Linked DNA regions of Homo sapiens: region 1 is linked to region 2. Evidence: chromatin loops called from intact Hi-C (ENCODE). Cell type or tissue: stomach. All regions are shown on one strand. Links, peaks and the distances in the headings refer to the core of each region. The heading gives the core; the rest is flanking DNA.

Region 1 (5,371 bases), core at 90-5,089, 60 kb before region 2:
ACTACTTACTTTTTAACTCATCTAGGAAATCCTACCGCAAAGCTAATTAGTGTGTAATTAGATACATAGCTAGGTGAGAAAATGCCACAAAAAGTATCATCTTGTTTACAGAGGCAAGAAAGATTTCTAAGATTTCCTAGGTAAGGAAGAGAGAGACCCCAGGAATAGCTATTCCCTAGATAACCCATCTATTGGAAGGTCCTCCACTTCCCTGTTTTCCTCACCAATTTTTGAAAAACTCACTTCCAAAAGAAAACTTTCTACAAAAAAATTTTCTTCCCACCAGGGTATATACATCCTTATAATACAAGTGTCTCACTCTGATGTGTGCGCGTGCGCAAACACAAATTAGGATATTACCTATGCCGCATCAATATGTAAAGCTGTGTATATGAATCGTAACGTTGGGCATGACTCTGAATGAATAACTTGCTTTATTAAAAAAAAACTGTAACATTGATAGAAAACCGGAAGGAATTAAAAACAATGCAGATGGGTGTACTTCCTTTCTCTCCCAGTCCCAAGCCAACCCATTTTTCCTTGGAATGCAAAAATGGTCTGGAAAGAGATATGGGGGTCCTGTGAACAGAACAGGGAGTCATTATCTTTTTCTTCTTTACCAATAGACGATGACAAATGTGGATGGTGAGGAAGTAAAACGTCAATAAAGCAGTATCATAAATAAAAAAATAAATAACGTTTATTCTGTACCACGCGGCTGTCAGTGTCCGGAGTCTCCAGGGCAGAGCGCCCCGGGGAGGGCTGGGCCCTCAGAGCAGCAGGAGGGCGCCCAGGGACAGCTCACCCTGGCCCAGCAGGCGGCCCCGATCCCGGCCGCGACCCTCATCCCGGGCCTTGACGCGAACGGCCAGGCGGCGCACCTCGTCTTCCGAGAGGCCGTCGAAGCAAAAGTCCTGGTCAAAGGAGGCCTTGCGGCTGCGCCCCACCACAGCGCTGCATTGCCAACGCGCAGTGCCCGGCGGCCGCAGGACGAGGCTGAGGCGGCAGCGGACGGCGCGGGGCCCGGGGGCGCCTCCGAACAGGCTCTCCGCGCGGAGCAGCCGGAGGCGGAGACGCCGGGTTCCCGGACAGTACTCAGCAGCCAGGCGCAGGGCGTCGCCGGCGCGGCCCAGAGCCACGGTGCCCTTGGCCTCCAGGCGCTCAGGAAGCGGGGCCCTGGATGACAGCGGGCTCGAGGAGGGGGCCCGGGCCGGGGACTCGGATCCCGCGCGGCGCTCCTCGTCCTCGTTCCCGCTGGAGACGGAGCGGACGCGGGCCAGGCGGCGACTCCTTCCAGCCCGCAGCGCGCGACTCAGCAGCCCGTCGGGGACGCGCAGGAGGCGGCAGCGGCGGGGCCCCGCAGCGAGCGCGTCCTGGGGCAGGCGGGGACCGCCGGGGGCCGCGGGGGTGGCCGGGCCCGGACCTCGCGGGCCGCACAGGGTCCCCAGGGGGGCGTCCGGGCCTCCGCCGCCGCCGCAGCTGTGGGCCCGGGGCCGGGGCGCGGGCGGGCCCCCGAGCAGGAGCGACTCCTTGCGGCGCGTGTGCGGGCTCTCGAGCAGCGCGCAGAAGCCGTAGGTGGTGCGCACACGGGGCAGGTGCGGCAGTGACAGCGCTGCCTGCGAGCGCGGGTCCCAGTCCGTGCGGCCGGCGTCCTCGTCTGCCGCGCGGGGCCACAGGTCGCTTTCAGCGGCGCAGCGCCGGGGCACGGCGGCGGCCCGGATTGGAGACTCGAGCGTGCAAGGGGCCGGCAGCCGCGGCGGGATGCAGAATTCGGGGATGCGATTCGGCGTGAGCACTTTGGCGAAGGCGGGCTTCGGCGCGGAGCTGCCTGCGGCCGAGGAACAGAGTTTCTCGAGGAGCCGCATCCTTGGAGGCTGGGGCTAGGAGTGGCGGGAAGAGGTGCGCCTGCGGGGGAGAGAAGCTGCTGAGTTTGGGCGCCTGGAGCTGCTGCAGCCCCTCGACGCGGCTGGATCCCTCCCCCAGACCCTGTAAACGTCCCCCACGTGTTTAAGACCCCAGACCAGTTCCAGCCTTCCTCTCCCCTGCACCCACAACAAATCAGCCCCGCTTCAGACCTTTCTCTCTTCTTCAGTGTCTCTGGATCTGGTTGCAAGCTCAGTGCCAGTGGCCTCTAGCCCGCTGCCGAGGCGCCACCTTCAGTACTGCGGCCAGGAGAGTGGCGCTCCCCTCTTATACCGTAGGCTGAGTCCCGCCCAGCCGCCAGCGGCCCAACCCGGAGGTGCTGCACAGCCCGCCTTCCCGCCACCCTCTCCCACGACGCCGGGAGGTCTGCATGCACTGGGCGCTCAGGTCTGCGCGAAGCTGTCGCGGGAGCAGGCACCTTGTGGTCAGCTCTGGGACCCGCATTTGCAGTGAGTGCGTGGAGCCCCAGGCAAGGCCTGGGAAAGGTTGCAGGTGAAGAGAGGGCACCCTGTCGTCCTGCCAAGGAAAAATTGGCGGCTGAAAATGTTTCTGGCTTCTTGGAGAAGGTGAGGCTGGACGAGGAAACAGGAAGTTAATTTGGCTAGGAGATAAACCGTCACTCACCCTGCATGTAACCTGGACGTGACCTGCACGTCCTGGGAGCTTCTGTTTTCCTGTCCCCACGCACTCGCAGCGTGCAGACCAATATGGTTTCCAGTTATTTATATACTTATTTACTGTCTGTCTCCCTCTGCTAGACTGTGCTCTTTTTGATAGCATAGGCCCTGGCTCAGTCCATGCCCTAAGTACTGGTGAAGTGGGTAAATTAATCGTTGAGAAAATTTCTGATCGCTTCTTGGTCTTTTGGCTAAGATCAAGTGGAGAAAGCCTCTGAATGGCTGCAGGCTCTGCCTGTCATCTTGATAGTTACAAAACATGGGGCTTCTGGCTCCTGCCCTAAAATAACACTTGACGTTTTTAAAACTACCCCTTTTTTTTTGCTCTAGCACGGAGGTATCCAGTTAGAAAGCACCTTCCCGAAATATAGATTCCTTCTTTCCACCCCCGACCTTCATTTTCTGAGATGTGAAGACTGAAATCCCAGAGGGACCTGAGGAAATTCCAGAAAGGTTAAAAAGAGCCAGTTAATGGCAGAAGCTGGAACTAGCAATTTCCTGTTTCTTTGGCTTTGCATGTGATGCTTCCTGTGATCTGAAATGCCTTTTCTCTGCTTTTTCTTTATATAGGAATTCCTGTTTATTTTCTGTAATTCAGCCCACGCATCGTCCCTTTCAGGTGCCTTCACCCACCCAGCCGCCGCGGAACTCCCCTGCTCCAGTTCCTCAGTCCCTCCTCATTTCCTTCCTACATCTAGGGGCCACCATTGTTGCGGTTCGCATGCTGCTTTGGAATTTTCGGTTTACAGTTTTGTCTCCCCCTAATAGCCTTGTGGGTTTTCAGTGGGCAAGGACTGGGGCAGCTCAACCAGAAGGGGATTTCGGGAGTCTATTATGAATAAATGAAAAATAAAAGTCCTAAGATCAAGAACTGGGATTGCCTCCATCCCGGTTGCCTTATCCAGGCTACAAGCCTGGCTGTCTTATTCGTCTCTACGTAATTCTAGCACCCAGGATACAATGCCAGGCAAATAGTAAGGGCTTAGTAAATATTTGATGAATTGTATTGAATTGATACTGATCTGCAGGTCTTATGACTGTCAGGTGCTATCAACCACATATCTCTCTACGTAATTTGATTTCTTTCTCACAGAAAACCAATAAGGAAGACATTTTTTCTGTTTCCCAGATGAGAAACTGAGGGACTTGTCTAGGGTCATTCAAGCTATGATCATAGCGTACATAGAGCCTAAGTCCTAGCTTTTTGGCTAATTTCTTCTAATTCATTCCGTCTTTCCTTTCTTCCTTTTTTCTGTTCTTCCATCCTTCCTCCATCTATTCACTCAGTTCAATATAATGCAGAGTCTACTGTGTGATTTGTATCGCCCTTTACACCCAGAATGTTAATTCTTACAGCATCTCAGTCTACTGTTAAGTAGTATTTTCCACTATACTTGCTTTGGAATAAGCCCCACTATTTTTAAATCCTTAAAGGTGAAAAGAGTAAGTGTTTCTCTGGGCTAATAATACTTTACTGCTTAATTGACCCACAGGTTCCGCATCCCCCAATTCAACCAACCACGGATGGAAAATATTTGGAAAAAATAATAATACAAAAGAAATGAAGCAATAAAATAACTATTCACATAGCATTTACATTGTAGTAGGTGTTAGAAGTAATCTAGAGATGACTTAAAGTATATGAGAGGATATTCATAGGTTACGTGCAAATACTATGCCTTTTTATATAAGGAAATTGAACATCTGAGGATTTTGGTATCTTGAGGGACCTTGGAACCAATCCCCCTCAGACACTGAGGGACACTTGTATGCTTTTTTAATGGGGCAAGTATCGATCAATATGCAGCCACTGGGGCCAGGGAGCAGTAGCCATTCCTGCTAAAGCCAGATTTTCAGGCACAAACATCCCGAGGGGTGTCTGACAGGATCATTTCCCTGTGATTCTTCAGGCCAATGTGCTGATTCATGGGCAAACGGTCTCTCTAAAGTGGAGCACACCTGCATTATGTCCTGCAGTAGATGCAGCTCGTTTCAAATGAAACCTCAGTGAAAATGGCCTTGGTGACAATGAACACTCAGACATCATATCGGTGGGTGAAAGATGCTGAAAGCAGGACATGGGATTTGAGTGATTGCACTCCCAGCACGTCCATGTTTACAGAGCAACGCAAACGTGGCTATTAACACAATCCCTATCTAGAGGGTTTTCCAGAACTGTTATCTTCCCATGAATCAATATTCTATAGAAGAGAAAGTAAGATACAGGGAAATTAAATTACTTACCCAGGGATCCTTTTCAGATAGTCACTTATTCAACCACAGCTATAGGCTGGAACCCACAGTTGGAGGCCTGGCTTCCTTCCATATTCTTAAATCACACTGGGAGAAAATAAAAAACAGCTCCTCAGTGGAAACTTCGATCGCTCCAGTTGTTTCAGTTTTGTGCCTAATAACCACATAAAGGCCACTATCATCTTGTATTCAAACCTTGAAATTGTTATTTTAAAGAAATGATCTCTTTAATAACAATAATGTTTACTGACTATGTAGTAGGTGGAAGTCATGTTAAATGCTTCATATACTTTATCTTATCTAATCAACCCTATAAAGAAGGTAGAGATGCAGAAACAGGCTCACAAAGGGAAAAAAACAGAATAAAACTTCTCATAAATCTCACATACAGTAAAAGCAGGGCTGGAACTCAAATCCAGATCCATCTGGCTCATGGTCCTGTGTGCTTATAACCCCTTCCCTACAGTGCCTCTCTCAAAGCCATTTCTCCTGAACCCAGCTCCTCTCTAGGTAGCTAG
Region 2 (5,371 bases), core at 303-5,302:
ATCCCCACTCTCGTTTCCTTTATGTTCCCAACCACTGTGATGAATCTTCTCTAATTACTGCCACCAAGAATGCTGCTATTTGTATATAGGTTTAACCTATTCGAAAAATGGGTTTTAAGAACAAACCCTCGCCCTTCCCCAAAATTTTAAAGGTAGTCCTTCGTTCAGGTTCCCTGTTACCAGGAAACTTTCTCACTTTCCTAGTTCTGGTCTCAGGAAAAACACCTTCCTCCCATCCCACAATGCCCAGTAACTTGGGGGAGTCCACATCCAGATGCAGTTCCAAGTCAGGCCCACAGCGTTTGCTCTCATTAACCAACTACAGAGCTTTTGCGCAGCTCACACACCCAACTTAACCTGCAAGCCAGAAAAAGGCTGCAACAGCTAGAGAGCAAAGTATAGTGCCCCACCAGGGAGGGAAGTCACCAAAGGCCATAGTCTTTTAATTTTTTAAACTTAATAACACACTTGTTAAATGACTTCTCTAATGACATCAAAGTGACTTAAAAGTCATTTCAAGAATTGTCTTTCCTGTCTCATGCAGGATGGTAACACCCATGTTTATATCATTATGAGAGCCTGAGAGGACTTTGATAGGGAAAAGAAAGGAACAGAAAGAAAATAGTTATGTCGTGTGTGGTAGAAGCCCCTTAGGCTTGTCTGACTTGGCAGAATCTGTCACTTGGGCACAAAAAGGCTGGGTCGGTGGAACTCTAATGGGTTCTTGACTTCACTAGATGGATGACTAGGATCCCAGGGAGTCGCTTAAAGAGCAGGAAGCATGTCTGCTCCCCTCTGGTTGTCAGAAAATCTGCTTAAAAATCCTCAGCTTTGAGCTGAAGAAAAGTGGCCTGCGAGGTTGGCAGCTGAAGCTCAGTATTCATGGGTGGAACCGTAAACTTCACCCAACTTAACATTCACTGTACAGCCCCTTCTTCCCGTGACAAGAGTTTTCATATTTTCTAGGGGTTTATCCAAAAGCTGCCCCACAGGCCAGATGCACTGTTTAACAAGGCTTCCGCGGCTTCTACCTTACGTCATCCAAGAAGGCGTTTTTTTTGTTTTTGTTTTTTTTTCCTAAGGCCACTATCACCACAAGAATATACGACTCGCCTGGCCAACATGGTGAAACCCTGTCTCTAATAAAAATACAAAAAAATTAGCCAGGCGTGGTGGCGCATGTCTGTAACCCCAGCTACTCGGTAGGCTGAGGCAAGAGAATCACTTGAACCGGGGAGGCGGAGGTTGCAGTGAGCCGAGATCGCGCCACTGCACTCCAGCCTGGGTAACAAGAACCAAACTCCGTCTCAAAAAAAGAAGAAGAATATATGACTCAGCTACAGTTCCAGGTCTCAGTTAACAGTTTAGGTTTGGGGATGTCCCACCCTCCAGAGCTCCAGTGGGCGTCCTCCTGCATGGGGGCCCCTACTAAATAAACACCAGCCCCCGCCATCTGGCCCTAACGGAAGGAGGACGCGAGGCGGGAAATCAACGCCCTTTAACGGCTGCGTGGGGGGTGGTCTCCCGCGCCCGCCGCCAGGGGTTTCCGGGCCTAACGGGCCTTCCGGGGCGGCGCCAGGGGCCCCGCTGGGCGGTGGGTCAGAGGAGCCGGGCGTCCTAACCCCTCCTCCGTGGCGGGGTGCAGGGAGGAGCCCCAGCCGCGGGCGCCCTGCCCTGCCCTCCCCTGCCCTGCCTGGTGGGCTTCGGCGGTGGCCCCCAGCTCCACACACGGCCGCAGGGTATAAACACGGGGCGCATGGGTTCCCTGAGATTCGCCTGAGTCTGGGCCCAGCGAGGCACGCTGTTCGCGGGGGGCCCTCCTCCCCTGTCCCCCTTCCAGTCGCATGTCTTCCGGTGACTTTGAACAATGTCACTCTCCCGGGTCACCATGGCCGGGGTGGCGGTCTCTCCCTGCGCAACGCTCCTCGGAAGTGAAGCCATCTCCCCGTCCCTCTGCCCTTACTCACAGGCCCTGCTACCGGGCCTGTCCTTCCCCTGCTTGGAACCCTCTAGGTGTCCCCTCAGCCATCTGGGGCTGAGCCCACTTGGCTCTCCTGCCGTCTCCCCAGGAGGCAGCTTGTTCTGAAGCGCCTGCGTCTAGTAACCTGTCGCTGCCTTGCTTCTAGCGCCTCTTAGGCCTTTCTGATGTCTTCTCTGCTGTATCTCCCCTGCCTCTTAGCCTTTATGTTGAAACTCTCCCAGGTTCAAAGGGTTTTTGCACCGGGAAGCCATACTCACCACTATTTGTGTTGTTTTGGGCTCAATTTATTAAACTCATACATCTGATACCATCTCTAAAAGCATTTTTTAATTGAGCGTCTACTCATTAATTCCTCGTTTAATTATAAATATCCCTACATTATTTAGATTACAATCACAAAGTGAGTATAGTTGAGTTCTTTGAACACTTTAATGACTTAAACAGTAGACACAACATACACTACACAACTTTACAAAGTGATTTACAAAAACTTCACTGGTTTTATACTCGCCCAAAAAGGCAACAATTAAACTTTGTTTCTTACACTTATCCTTTAGCAGGGCAGAGGGAGACATATGACCAAATGGTGACAATTTATTTGTGATAGATGATACGAGGGTTTTGCATTGTCCTTTTATTTGTATTTTTCACATAGTAGGGTTTTGTTTTTTTGGTGAGTTGTTTTTTTGTTTTGTTTTGTTTCGTTTTATTTTTTTTGAGACTAAGTCTTGCTCTGTCGCCCAGGCTGGAGTGCAGTGGTGTGATCTCGGCTCACTGCAACCTCCTCAGCCTCCCGAGTAGCTAGGATTACAGGCGCCCACCACCACACCTGGCTGATTTTTGTATTTTTAGTAGAGACGGGGTTTTGCCCTGTTAGCCAGGCTGGTCTTGAACTCCTGACCTCAAGTGATCCGCCAACCTCGGCCTCCCAAAATGCTGGGATGACAGGCATGAGCCACTGCGCCAAGCCCAGATTTTTAAATGTATTTTACATTTTAAGATGGGCAGATACACGAAGAGATTTTGGAAACAGGGAAGAACAGACCAAGACCTTTGACCATCTAATTAAGTCTGTCGGCCCTTCTGGGGCCCCTCCTAATGCCCCCAGGCCTTTTCCACACAGTGCAGTTCTGACAGAAAGCGGGAGAGGCATGTAAGCTTAGGGGAAGCTGAGGGAGACTGCTGCGGACAGGGCTGGTGGGGGTTCTGCCATGGTTTGGGAGGCAGAGGAACCTATTTGATTATATAATACCTCTCCAACCGAGGAATCAGCCAACCCTGCACATTGGTGTGTGTGTGAGGAAAGCAGGTATAGAAGTGAACAGGGAGGAACTGCCCAGAGTCACAAAGGGCTCCCCCAACCCTTATTCTCATCAGTCTTCTCCTCTATTCTGTTCTTTTCTTGGTCGCCTTTCCCATTCAACAATAAGTGTAAGGCCAGACTCCAAATAAAGGCCGCTAAAGTATTCAAAATAATTGTGGAGAGTGTAGAAGTTGAGACATTCGGCTTTGAAATCAGAGAGACAGCTTTTGTGTAAGCTCTCCCACCTATTAGGTGTGCGACGCTGGGAAAGCAATCTAAACTCAGAGCCTCTGGTTTTTCATCTCCACATTAGTGATGCCATAACTTGTAGGGACGACCATCCATCACAGCGCCTGTCGAGGTCAATGCTCAGCTAACGAGAGCTAGCAATGCTCCTCCTGCATTTCTACCAGCGTCCAGCCCGGATGCCTCTAGTTCCCTTTAGCACGTGCATGTCCTATTCTCATCTGCTTCCTGGACTCAAGTATGAGGGAGTGGAGCTAAGATGTTTTCCTTTCCAAAGCGCCCTTTGCAGACTGTGAGGAAGGATGGGTGCTCCTGACCCTTACAGCCCGTTCAGGTGTGCTGGGGTCCAAGGTCCCAGGTCTCTGGAGGAGTTTGCCCAGAGCTGGAGTCCACCTTCACCCAGAGGGCATGGAGGGTCTTGCTCAGGCTCTGACCCAACCTCCTAAGGAGTGCCCAGCTGAGGGCCAAATGTAAGAGGCCCTCCCATTCCCAATCCCATTCTGACCTGACTGTCTCCGCACACTTCTATACTCCCTAAGAGGAAATACTTGATTCACAAGACCCCAGGGTACTGTCCACTCCTCCCCAGTCCAAATCCCACCTCCTCCACAACAAGAAGGCCCCAATCTGGAAGCCCAGTCTGACTGGGAGCTCTGCCTGAAGCCCTGCCTCTCCATCAGGGGCCCTTCATCCACCCTCCGTGACCACCATATCCCCCACCTTGACCTCTCCTCCTTCCCCTGCTGTGACCCTTCAGGGCACTCTTCCCTATCTTGCCTTTTCCCTTCTCCCATGCATGTCTAGGACACAGCGCCTCACCAGGCTTTGGCGCTGGAGAGCTTCTGTACCTGCTGAGGGACACTCCTACCAGGAAGAGTGGCCCCACAGTCAAATGTCATCCCTCAACTTCTCCTGGGCACATTTCACTATTTCTTATACCCTTCTCCCCCATGCCCTGGGGCAGCCCTTTATCCTTTCACTCCCAAATCTGTCCCCATCTGACCTTTTCTGAGAGGTCTGATTACAGGTACACTGAGAGAGACAGCTCCAGCTTTAAAAGTGGAGCTTTGAGTGTCAGTAACTGGGGATTGTCAGAGCTAGCCTAGCAATGGAGACAGGGACTTTGGGCCCTTGGAGTCTCATTCTCAGGTCTGAGCCCACTATGCTTGTTTGCCCCCAACCAGGTGTGCCTCAGTAGCTGGGTATAAACATGAGACATGTGTCTCCCTGGGACGACTGTGAAATTTGTGGGTTTGTGGTGGGGGGCATGTAGAGGAATATGCCTTTTTATTTACTAGTAAAGAATACGTGTCTGATCATGAGTGTTACAAACTGGGAGGTAATTATGAGCAGAATGGGAAAATAGAGTAGAATTTCTAAATCAACAGGGGACACAGGAGAGAATAAATGGAAAAGAAGGAAAAGCAAAAAAAAGGATATAGTTAAATAAATGGTAAACATAAAATAAGATGAAAAAATAAGAGGGAGTATAACAATTATTTTATGAAATGTGAGTAGGCTGAATTTTTCAATTAAAAGAGACTACATTATTGGGTTTTGTTTTTTCTAATATATTATTTAATATATTGTTGAACAAGAAATATACTTAAAACAAAATGCTTCCAAAGCAGTTGATGAAAATAAAGTAGTTGACAAAGCCAAATACACACACACACACATGCAGAAATAGTAGTAGTAGTATTTTATTAGGCTAGGTTGAATAAATTATGTAAAAAATATACACACTACACAATCCAGCAGCTATGTGTTTTAATAAGCAAAAACTATTAGACATGCAAAGAGAACCTTGATTTTAAAAACACAACTCAGGCCGGGTAGGG

The links. Peaks named below come from ENCODE experiments on the same cell type or tissue, not always from the same donor. Only the 100,000 strongest peaks of a DNase experiment are listed, where the experiment ranks them.
Region 1: it touches region 2 in a loop (3-fold over the local background); 3 of 110 quality-filtered maps call a loop at or near these places.

Annotation. Positions count from the first base shown.
Region 1 is chr15:62,163,120-62,168,490 of GRCh38, forward strand. C2CD4B (C2 calcium dependent domain containing 4B) reads right to left here and starts at 2,166. Exons shown (of 2, transcript NM_001007595.3): 1 at 2,076-2,166; 2 at 416-1,905. The coding sequence starts at 1,865. The coding sequence ends at 771. LOC124903502 (a long non-coding RNA gene) reads left to right here and starts at 2,294. Exons shown (of 2, transcript XR_007064669.1): 1 at 2,294-3,053; 2 at 3,171-3,475. RefSeq lists enhancers at 1,617-2,216, 2,217-2,816. In stomach, for the core only: no CTCF peak of the experiment used is centred there; DNase peaks (open chromatin) are centred at 1,722 and 2,202; H3K4me3 peaks cover 3,209 bases; H3K27ac peaks cover 1,558 bases; H3K27me3 peaks cover 4,758 bases.
Region 2 is chr15:62,222,679-62,228,049 of GRCh38, forward strand. No RefSeq gene overlaps it. Among named protein-coding and RNA genes, the nearest start is that of C2CD4B, 60 kb to the left of the region's middle. In stomach, for the core only: no CTCF peak of the experiment used is centred there; no DNase peak of the experiment used is centred there.